Regions from separate parts of the Homo sapiens genome. Here region 2 is linked to region 1. A link is a loop called in an ENCODE intact Hi-C map of the cell type or tissue named here. Cell type or tissue: CD4-positive, alpha-beta T cell. All regions are shown on one strand. Region 1 overlaps RASGRF2 (Ras protein specific guanine nucleotide releasing factor 2). Region 2 overlaps MSH3 (mutS homolog 3).

Evidence for each region. Peaks named below come from ENCODE experiments on the same cell type or tissue, not always from the same donor. Only the 100,000 strongest peaks of a DNase experiment are listed, where the experiment ranks them.
Region 2: it touches region 1 in a loop (4-fold over the local background); 2 of 110 quality-filtered maps call a loop at or near these places.

Annotation. Positions count from the first base shown.
Region 1 is chr5:81,106,033-81,111,032 of GRCh38, forward strand. RASGRF2 (Ras protein specific guanine nucleotide releasing factor 2) reads left to right here. Exons shown (of 27, transcript NM_006909.3): 13 at 2,964-3,046. Among named protein-coding and RNA genes, the nearest start is that of CKMT2, 120 kb to the right of the region's middle. In CD4-positive, alpha-beta T cell, a CTCF peak has its summit at 2,566; a DNase peak (open chromatin) is centred at 2,559.
Region 2 is chr5:80,753,347-80,758,346 of GRCh38, forward strand. All of the region lies in intron 12 of MSH3 (mutS homolog 3), which reads left to right. Among named protein-coding and RNA genes, the nearest start is that of DHFR, 100 kb to the left of the region's middle. In CD4-positive, alpha-beta T cell, no CTCF peak of the experiment used is centred here; a DNase peak (open chromatin) is centred at 2,525; H3K27ac peaks cover 2,579 bases.

The DNA.
Region 1 (5,000 bases):
AATGCTGTGTAATCAATGCATCTTCTTGGTGCTCTTGAGAATTCAAAACATAGACTGTCTAACTTTGTTTAAACTCTGGGTGATTCGAAAGACATTTGGCTATGTTTTTTTCCTTTTAAATATATTTGCATCAGAAAATTTAAAATTGCCTTATAACCATGGCCATCTTTGATTTTACCTTGTTTTTTTCTCTTGCTTTTATTCAGTAGTTCATCAATTTTTATTATTCCTTTCTTCAAAATATGTATGTCCACCCTTTCCTCTTCATTCTCACAGTCTGCCTTAGGGGAGGTATGAATCATTTCATTTACTGATTCAGTATTATTCTGATCATCCCTTGGGTCTCCATTCATTCTCCCCTCGTTTCCATTGAACGAATACCACCATGAGGTCAGTTTAGATCTTTCAGCGTAAGTGAGCTGCTTAGAAACCCTCAGTGGCTTCCCATCTGCCTATAGGATAAAATTAAAATTCAAGACTCCTTTCTCTATAGCCTGCCTCCAACTGATTTCTCTGTCCTCTCTCTTACTTTCTTCTCCATTATGAATGCGTGCACCAGCCAGCCCCATCTCTTCATTCTTCCATGTATGTTCCCACTTTGAAACAGGGCCCTTGATGTGTATTTTCATCAGGTCCTGACAGAACTTTCCCATAGAGAGGTAGTGTGGCCTTTCTTGGGGCACAAGAGGATATCCCACTTACTGGCAGCTTGGCTTGCTGGTTGAAACACTGACTCTACATAACTGGACACACAGGATGCAGCAGTTTCAGGATTTCTGGGAAAACACTATTTCCAACTTCCTGATGCTCACGACTTACACGAACTAGGATAAGAGAAGCAGCATTTCTTCAGTGTGAAGAAGAGCAGCCCCTGCTTTTTTCTAGAAAGTGTGAAACCTGTGCTTGCAACCAGACCAGCAGAGGAAGGATGGGCCTCTGAGTCACATTCTTTGGGGTCCACTACAGGGTTGTGTGTTTGGAATTGTACTTTCAGCTGTTTATACAAAACAGTTTGCCAAAACTTGTAGTTATTTAAAGATATTGTTGGCCAGGTGCAGTGGCTCGCACCTGTAATCCCAGCATTTTGGAGGCGAAGATGGGAGGATCGCTTGAGCCCAGGAGTTCAAGGCCAGCTTGGATAACATAGCACGAACCTGTCTCTACAAAAAAAAAAAAAAAAAAATCTCACTGTGGTAGCACACACCTGTAGTCCCAGCTACTCAGGAGGCTGAGGTAGGAGGATCACTTGATCCTAGGAGTTTGAGGTTACGGTGAGCTATGATTGTGTCACTGCATTCCAGCCTAGGCAACAGAATGACAGTGTCTCTAAAAAATAATAATAATAACAAGATATTGTTGAGGACATTGTTCACTACATTATTCAATATTTCTCTTGATGAGAACCCATGAGATAATTGTCCTGTCTGGTCCTAGACCAGGATTAATTGACTTTCTACTAAACTGTGAATTTCGTAGCTAACACTGAGTCCCTCTTTGAGTTGACTACTCCACAGCCCTGCTAATTTTGAGGCTCACTTCTGGCAAGCGCTCTCAACATAAAGTATGTGTGGTGGTTCCATTTCAGGCTTCGTCTTATTGTTTGCCATCCTTTATCTAAATCATCTCTGATTTTCTCACTTATCTTGACTCTGTCTTATTATATGTGTTTTTGTAATCCACTCGTGGGATAAGGTGGAGCATAAATTCACATATAAGCAAAAATGGCCAAATTTATAGGTAGATGATCATAATTATTTATATGAAAATATAACTCCAAATTACTTCCAGATGCTGTAGCTTAAGGAAATATATTGAAGGGGAGCTTAAAAATATTCTACTTACTTGCCACAAGTGGCATCCTTTATGCTTTGTAGTTGAAATAATGGCATAAGACATGAGGAAAACAAAGTTTTAAGGAAAAACAAGTATGAAAATGGCTGAAATACTAAGTAGACTGAATAGTCAGAATTCCAGTGATCTAAAGTTTCTTACCGGCATATTCACTCTTTTATTAGAACATTGGTGTTTAGGGTAGACCCTGAGTTCAGGACCTATGTGAGGTCACGTTGCAATCAGCTTCACTGCACTATTTAATTATAGCCACAAAACACTATATAGTATCATAGCGACTAGAAGCTATTTTTTATTTTAAAAATTGATTATATTTTTTCATTTTCCTGTTTTGTTCAAAGGGAATATGTATAAGTCAAAATAAATTCTTCTCTAACCCAAAATAATTACAGAGAGAAAACGCAAATTGATAAGGCATAGATTAAATAATGAAGGCAGAGAAAATTAGCACAGCTTCCTGAACTCTCCTCTTGGAAAAGAGAAAAAGATGATACAAGGCTTTAAGCATGCCAGAGACAGGAGAAATTACACACTGTCCCTTCACCAAACAGCATTAGTATCAGTAGGGGCTGCCAGAGGTACTAGTAAAATGTGGGAATTTATTGGCAAAGAATACCTGAGAAGCAGAGGCAGAGCTTACTAGTGAGACAGAAGATGAATTCCATCCTAGGAAGCCACTATTTCCAATCTGACTACTCTACACCACCCCCTGGTTGCAGAAAATGAATATAGCAAGAGCAATCATGGTCAGGTCCCAATCACCTCTCAAATAGCATTGGAGCTGCCAAAGAATTGTGACAAAGTGACATTGTGGTCAGAATTCTTGGGAAACACATTCAGGGGAAGTACAGCTGTTGTATCTGTCCTCAGGTATTTGTCAGGCATTTAGTTGATACAGTTTTGGTGTCTGAATACTGAATCTGTTCATCAGTGTATAATATTTACCTACTCTGTGTGTGTGTGTGTGTGTGTGTGTGTGTGTGTGTGTGTGTGTGTGTAAGAGACAGGGAGAGAGAAATTGAATGGATTCTTTTAGCTATAAACAATTGTGGGAATATATGATCTGCCTAGGCTTTCATGTGGGTTGTAATTGTCAACTTTTTATTTCACAGTGTGTGGACAATATACGATGTAATGGTTTAATGACTATAGTGTTTGAAGAGAATTCCAAAGTCACTGTGCCACATATGATTAAGTAAGTGTGAGAATCCTTTCCTTTACATTTTAATCAAGATTAAATTGGCGGAACATGTAAAACCTTGAATAAAATACTGTGTCAATAGAATTCTGCTTCTTGTTGAGAATATGTTTCTTGACAGGAATGCAGTGATTCATATGATTCCATTATAAATGAGACTATCAAAATGGTTTTTCACATTCACAGTTTATTAACTCATAGCATAGAAAAATTGTTTTTTATACTGTTACATATGTCTTCACTCAGGACAAAATCCTAAGATGTTCAAGTTCCATATAAAAATTAAAATAATAGGCCAGGTGCGGTGGCTCACGCCTGTAATCCCAGCACTTCGGAGGCCGAGGCGGGTGGATTACCTGAGTTCAGGAGTTTGCGAACAGCCTGGCCATCCTGGCCAACATGGTGAAACCCCATCTCTACTAAAAATACAAAAAGTTAGCCGGGCATGATGGCGGACACCTGTAATCCCAGCTACTCGGGAGGCTGAGGCAGGAGAATCACTTGAACCCAGGAGGCAGAGGTTGCAGTGAGCCGAGATCACGCCATTGCACTTCAGCCTGGACAACAGTGCAAGACTCCATTTAAAAAAAAAATACCAACGAAGACTTCAGTTTTGTGCCTGATCAGTTGTTGCTGGCACCCAAATGCATCTTTTGTCCCCCACTGTGGCAGTTTACCAGTGTCTACGTCCAATCTCATTTGTGTAACCACTTACATACAGACCAGGACTTTTCTGCCTTTGGGTGCACAGAGGTGACACTTAATGAACTGGAATTGTTCTCCTGTTAGGACAGAAACCTGTATCTTGGACTGTAAAGATTTTCTATTAAATCCAACATATCTATAGTACACTAGATTTATTCCCAAGGCAGAGTGAAGTTTTATGTATATACTACTATTTTTTCCCAGCCTTATTGAGCCTGATTATCCTCAATCAGAGGAAAGAGATTTTTGCAATCTCTGTTCCTTCTGATGGCTCTATTCTTCCCTGAAGTTTGTATTCCTCCCTATGTATCTATTTCCCTATCTATAAACTATGAAGAAAAATCCCAATGTTTCTCAGAGTTAAAAGAAAAAAAATTATCTTATTGTAACTGTGTCTTCTTACTGACAGGGCGTCACTTTGTAAGCACTCACTTCCTTTTAAAACTTACCAATTATAATAGATGATTTGGGTTTGATCTCTCAAGATTGCTTTTTAAGTGTTTACCAAAAAGGAGTTGCTGTTATCATAGGAGACTTCAGTAATGTATTATATTTTTCTTGAGTGTCTCTTAGGAAATAAAGTAAGATTCTACTCAGTGTAATAAAAGAAAGCTAAATAATTTCATAATATTTAATTTCTTTACTTAAAATGAAAATGTAATCACGATTTTGAAGGAAAGTGGTGTAATTAGTCAGTTTTATTTTAATTTCATGCTGGCTTCAACACATTTTTTGTCCTAGTGTTTCAAATAAGCTAATTATAGTCAAAAGATGCAAAGCTCAAAACTACAAATAGAATGTGAAAATCATGACGCTTATTAGGTGAAAATATCCCTTTATAGGGTATGTAGACTATGACTTCTTTTAATAATACTTGATCTCAACTTTCTTAGAAATTAGAGATTTTTTGGTGGAAAATGATGGGATAACAAGTGATTATCTAGCTCAGCCATCTTCTGGACAGGGTGATGAATTCATAAAATTTTCTCAGATCTTTTTACGAATGAGCAAATTAAGAACCAGAAAAATAAAGTTGGTTGAGGGACACATAGTGAGTGGAAGAAAGAGCCTTGTTATTTTCAAGAATCTCAAAAGATGCACTTGGGCATTTCAAGATCAGTAATGTAACTCAAGCTAACGGGCCACCCCAGTCAGCTCCTTGGCAGGGTGAAGCTGCTCATTGAAAATGCTCTTTCAGGCCTGCAGATGAAGTACTTCCATCTGCACTGAGCATACTTTGGGCTGG
Region 2 (5,000 bases), 350 kb before region 1:
ACTTGCCTGTGTTTTCTTTTGCCTGTAGCTACCGTCAGGAATGTAGGGAGACTTTAGGAGGATTACTGGTGAGTAGGTAGAGTCTTTTATGGGGGCCTACTCTCAAAATAATATAACCATGAACAATTGAGGAATGTTTTTTTGTGGTCCCTTTTATTTATGCTCTAAACTTGACTAGTTCTGGGAATTGAGGAATCTCAACCTCACGTTCTGATTGACTAAGTAAATGCTAATGTGTTCGTTAACACAAAAGGCAATGCATTGGTTAGGGAAGCTAGCTGTTAACACAAAGACCCCAAAAAGTCTAATGGCTCTAATGTTGTGAAAGTTAATTTCTTCTTTTTTTTTCTTTGCATAAACAATCCATGGCCTTTCCACATTGGGGGGTGGGGTGAGACTCTCATCACATAGGCAGTTAGGAACCCCAGAGGCTCTTCAGTTTTAAACGTGTAGCTTCCAACGTCATCTTGAGAACTGATATTCAGCAGTGGAAGGAGAAAGAACAGGGAGGATATACATTTATGGCTTTTATGTGAGGCAGGCCTTGCATTGGCACATACCCTTCTGCCTAAATCTGATTATAAGCAGAATGCATTCCGATGGTCACAGCTTACTGCGGGGGCTAGCAAATGTCTGCTTGTTTTTCAAGGAATAGGAAGAAATGTTTAGTGAATACCTAGCAGTCTGTTGCCAGAGATGGTTTTTGTTGTTTCAATTCCATTGTACATTCTTCTTAGCATTTAAAAAATTATTTGAACTTTTGAACAGGCAATATCTTCACATACTTTAAAAGTTTGAAAATCTGAAAAGTTACACAGTAAAATGTTTGCTTATCATTCCTGCCCCACATCTACTCAGATCCCACTAGGTAATCATGGTTATTACTTTATCATGTATACTTCCAGAAACCTTTTGTTTAAAAAAGCAAATATGAATTTTATATATATATATATGAAATCTCTTCCTCCCTTATTACATAGATGGAGCCATAATATACCCAGTACTTTGTACTTGGCTGTTTTCCCTTAGTAGTATAAGATAGTTATTTTAAATTTTGTATTATTCAGTCTCAGTGACAAGGTGGCGTTCCCAGCGTCAGGGAATTTCTAATCTAATCTGGTCAAGGTATAATCTACTAGTAAGGAGGAAGAGATACAAGTAGTGGAAGCTTTTGTACTAAAATCAAATACTTACCTGTTACTCACTCTATAACTCAATACCACATTTAGAGCAAATGAGTAATACCTTTATAAGTCAAATTAGATTTTTAGAAAACTGCTTTAGGAAATTAGGCATGCTAAGATAATTCTTGGCATTTAAATCACATAATTAAGGGAATAGAAAATGGTTTGTGTTAGGAAATAGATCTTTGACTACATTTTTGCATGACTTTCTGATGTACTAAGTACATTTTAGTGGTCAATGTTCTCTACATTAAATGGCTTTTGTTTTGGTAAACCCATATGTTTGGAGTATTAATGGTTGTATTTCTAATTTGTTACCCTGGCCCAAATGATGAAGTAATAGAATGTTGCATATTTCCTTCCACTTAACATTTAATTTGTGTTAATGAAACCAAATGTCACTTTTAACTCTGGAACTTCTAAAATGAACTACACCGGGAAGCCCTCTGTATTCTTTGTGGTTTCCCATGTTCCATGAGCCAGCAACCGGGTGTTCACTTGCAGTGACTCTGGTTTACTCAGCCCCTGGGGATGCATTACTGCTCGGAAATGGGAAGGGAGAGTAGCAGGTGGTGCGTAATTGAGAGCTGTGTTTGATTGGGACTGACCTGGTGCCCCTTTCCTCTGCCGGTTTGAATGAGAGTTTAAAGGAGGAACTGCTGCTGCTAAGAACAAAATGAACCCGAGTGCCTCTTACTGTTTGTCCCGACTGTCAGTGCATAGGGATTAACTAACATCCAGGAACTTTTAGCTGGCCTCTGCTTTGTTCTTCAACATTCGGACCTTCAGTGAGCTCTAGACCTGCACAAACGACCTGCAGCAAATGGCAGCTTTCATTTGGGCTGAGGAAGAGGAATATTGGAGAGAATGAGGAGAAGGAAATAAATATCTTTCCTTTTTGGCCCTTCCTGCTTTATCTTTCTCCATCTTTATGCCTTTATTAATGAGGATTTTCCAAATATCGGTCTTCAAAAATGCCATAAGAAGACTTCATTTTCTGTGGTTTTAATGTCATAAAATATCTCCTTATGTGAAATAACTAGATATGCTGGATCAAGCATAACAAACATCCCTTTAGGACATTGCTGAATCTGTATTTAAAACATAAGGGAAGAACTGAGGGAACAGATGGAAAAAGGAACTGGAAATGGAAGTGAATTGACTGCTGCAGCTGCCCTCTGGGCTCCTGCAGATCTTGGTAATCAAAAGGATTGGGGTTCAACTGCCTTGTGGGAGACAGGAGACAGGGTCTTGGGTCCATTTAAGTTAGAGATACCATAGTAACGTGAGACACTCAAAGGACTGTGGTCTCAGTAGAGAGGTGACAAATACGTCTTGACCTGTTCTTGCCTGAGGAAAACGTTTCTAAGAATTCTTAACCACAGGCCCTCCCTCATAGATTTTCAGTTTCAATTTATACTCTGTGTGGTCTGGCAATTTCCAAGCTGTGAAACTTATTTAAAACAGTCTGATGGTACTCACATAAATCACCAAGTTAAAAAAATACAAAATAGAATAAAAAATATGAGCATGGAAAATAAATACTATCAAAAGGGCTCAGATTGATTTAAAAAGGAAACACAGACAATTCTTTAAGACTGAATGGACTAAAGAACTCATTCATGTAACCAAAAACCATTTCTGCCACAAAAACTATTGAAATTAAAAAAAGAATGACTTAAATAAGAATGGATCTTATACTCCAAAAAGAAAGAAAGAAAAGAAAACAACAACAACAAAGCAGGATATGGGTTAAACAAGAATAGAGGAAATAACTGAAATGCAAGATAATACCTGAAGAAATTACCTAGAATGCAGCACAGGGTGGCAATGTCAGGCCTTCAGTGTTTCTTCTCTGGATTTTTGAAACAGCTTTCTAACTGGTATTCCTGACACTGTTCTTATGTGCATCCAGACTATTAGCCTTGGATCCCAGCTCCTGTGATCACATTTTCAAACCTTCACCCTCCATTTTCCACTAATCTTTTATAGACAATAGCTAATCTTTTACTCAATAGCTACCCCCAGGAAATCCTCCCTGATCCTAAAACTGCATTTGTTCGTTAGGTGCTCCTGGCCTGTGTTCCCATTGTACCTAGATCATAACCCAGTTATAATCTTATTACATTGTTATCATTAATGCTTTTTAAAAAGTTTTACTATTCATCACTAGAGTGTAAATTGTTTGTAGACTAGCAAAGCTCTGTTAACAATTATAGCCCTAATGTCTACCACTTTGTACAATTAGTACTTTGTAAGCACTCAGTAATTGTTCATTGAATGTAAGAATGAATGGTGTATGTGAAAGGTGAAGCTATATAGGTCTAATGATGCTTAGATCCTAGGAAAGGGCCTATGGTTCATGTTTCTGACAGGAGATTATTTAGGTAGTTCATTTAGCCATTTCACATGACCAATGTGTTAATGTCTGAATTTAATCTACTCGTTCTGTGCTGTCTTAAAAGTCAAACTTTTCAGTAAAACGAAACCAAACAAAAAATACACCCCTAGCAGTTTGTATTTCAGCTCCCCACCCCCACCAGACAACTTTTTTTAAACATTTTATGTTGGTAGGTACATAGTAGGTCTATATATTAAGGGTATATGAGATATTTGTTGCAGGCATACAATGTATAATAATCATATCAGGGTAAATGGGGTATCCATCACCCCAAGCATTTATCATTTCTTTGTGTTACAGATATTCCCATTATACTCTTCTAGTTATTTTTAAATGTACAATAAATTGTTGGCTGTAGTCACCCTGTTGCACTCTCAAATACTAGATCTTATTCAATATATCTAACTATACAAAATTATCTTAAGTTTGAATTATAGAGGCATTTTCACAGTAGCAACCAGTAGGTACTGACTCCATCACTGACAATAGCTATAGGTCACACTCTGTGTTTCTGAGTGACAGCCACACATGGTAGATACTCATGTCACCACCTAGTTTATCTTCAAATGTGAAGGACTCCAGTGACACTCACATTTAGTCCTTTCATCTTTGGTAGTAAAGATGAATCTTTGTCATCCCCAGGACCTCTTCTTTTTGTTTGTTTGGTATATGGAATGAAATGACTCAGGTGCCTTCTTTCAGTTAATTTAAGTTGTATAGTAAGATCAACCGTAGAATACTATCAGTCATCTTGGAATAATATCTTTATCATCATCCAATTGATGATGCTTCTTCCAGTTTTGTTTCCTGTTGCTATCACTCCATCTGTCATTAATTGCACTAAGATAATAATTCTCTATTGTGTGGCCTGACATACTGTTTTATTACAATTATTTGGAAGGTCTTGTTACTACTGCACATTAAAAAACAATTCTAAGGTATGTGAATTGTTTAATATTTAAAAATGTAGTCATTCTTGCTTATTTCCATTCTGATCTTCGTACAGGAGTTGAAGATGGAATTATACCTAACCGCAGTGATGAGAAATTTGTGGTGAACAGTGTCACATACCCTTTCACTCTCTCCCTGCCCATTTAGACCTCCATAATTATTAATAGTTACATTGTGCTTTCTCAATGCAACCTACTGTCCAGTCTCAGCACAGCGAGTACTTCAGATCATTACTACTTGTCAGGTTTAGCACTCAAGATCCCAGGACTAGCTTTTCTTGTATAATTCCCACTTGTTGTTCACTTTGCACAAAATACCTGTTTACATATCTATGCCCTAAGGTTTGTCCATACATAGTTATTTCTGAGCTCATATTTTGGATGCTATTTATCCCTCTTCCATGCTGTTCTTTGTAGTGTCTACTACACAAAATTTGTAACGATGTGGTAACAGTAAACATTTAT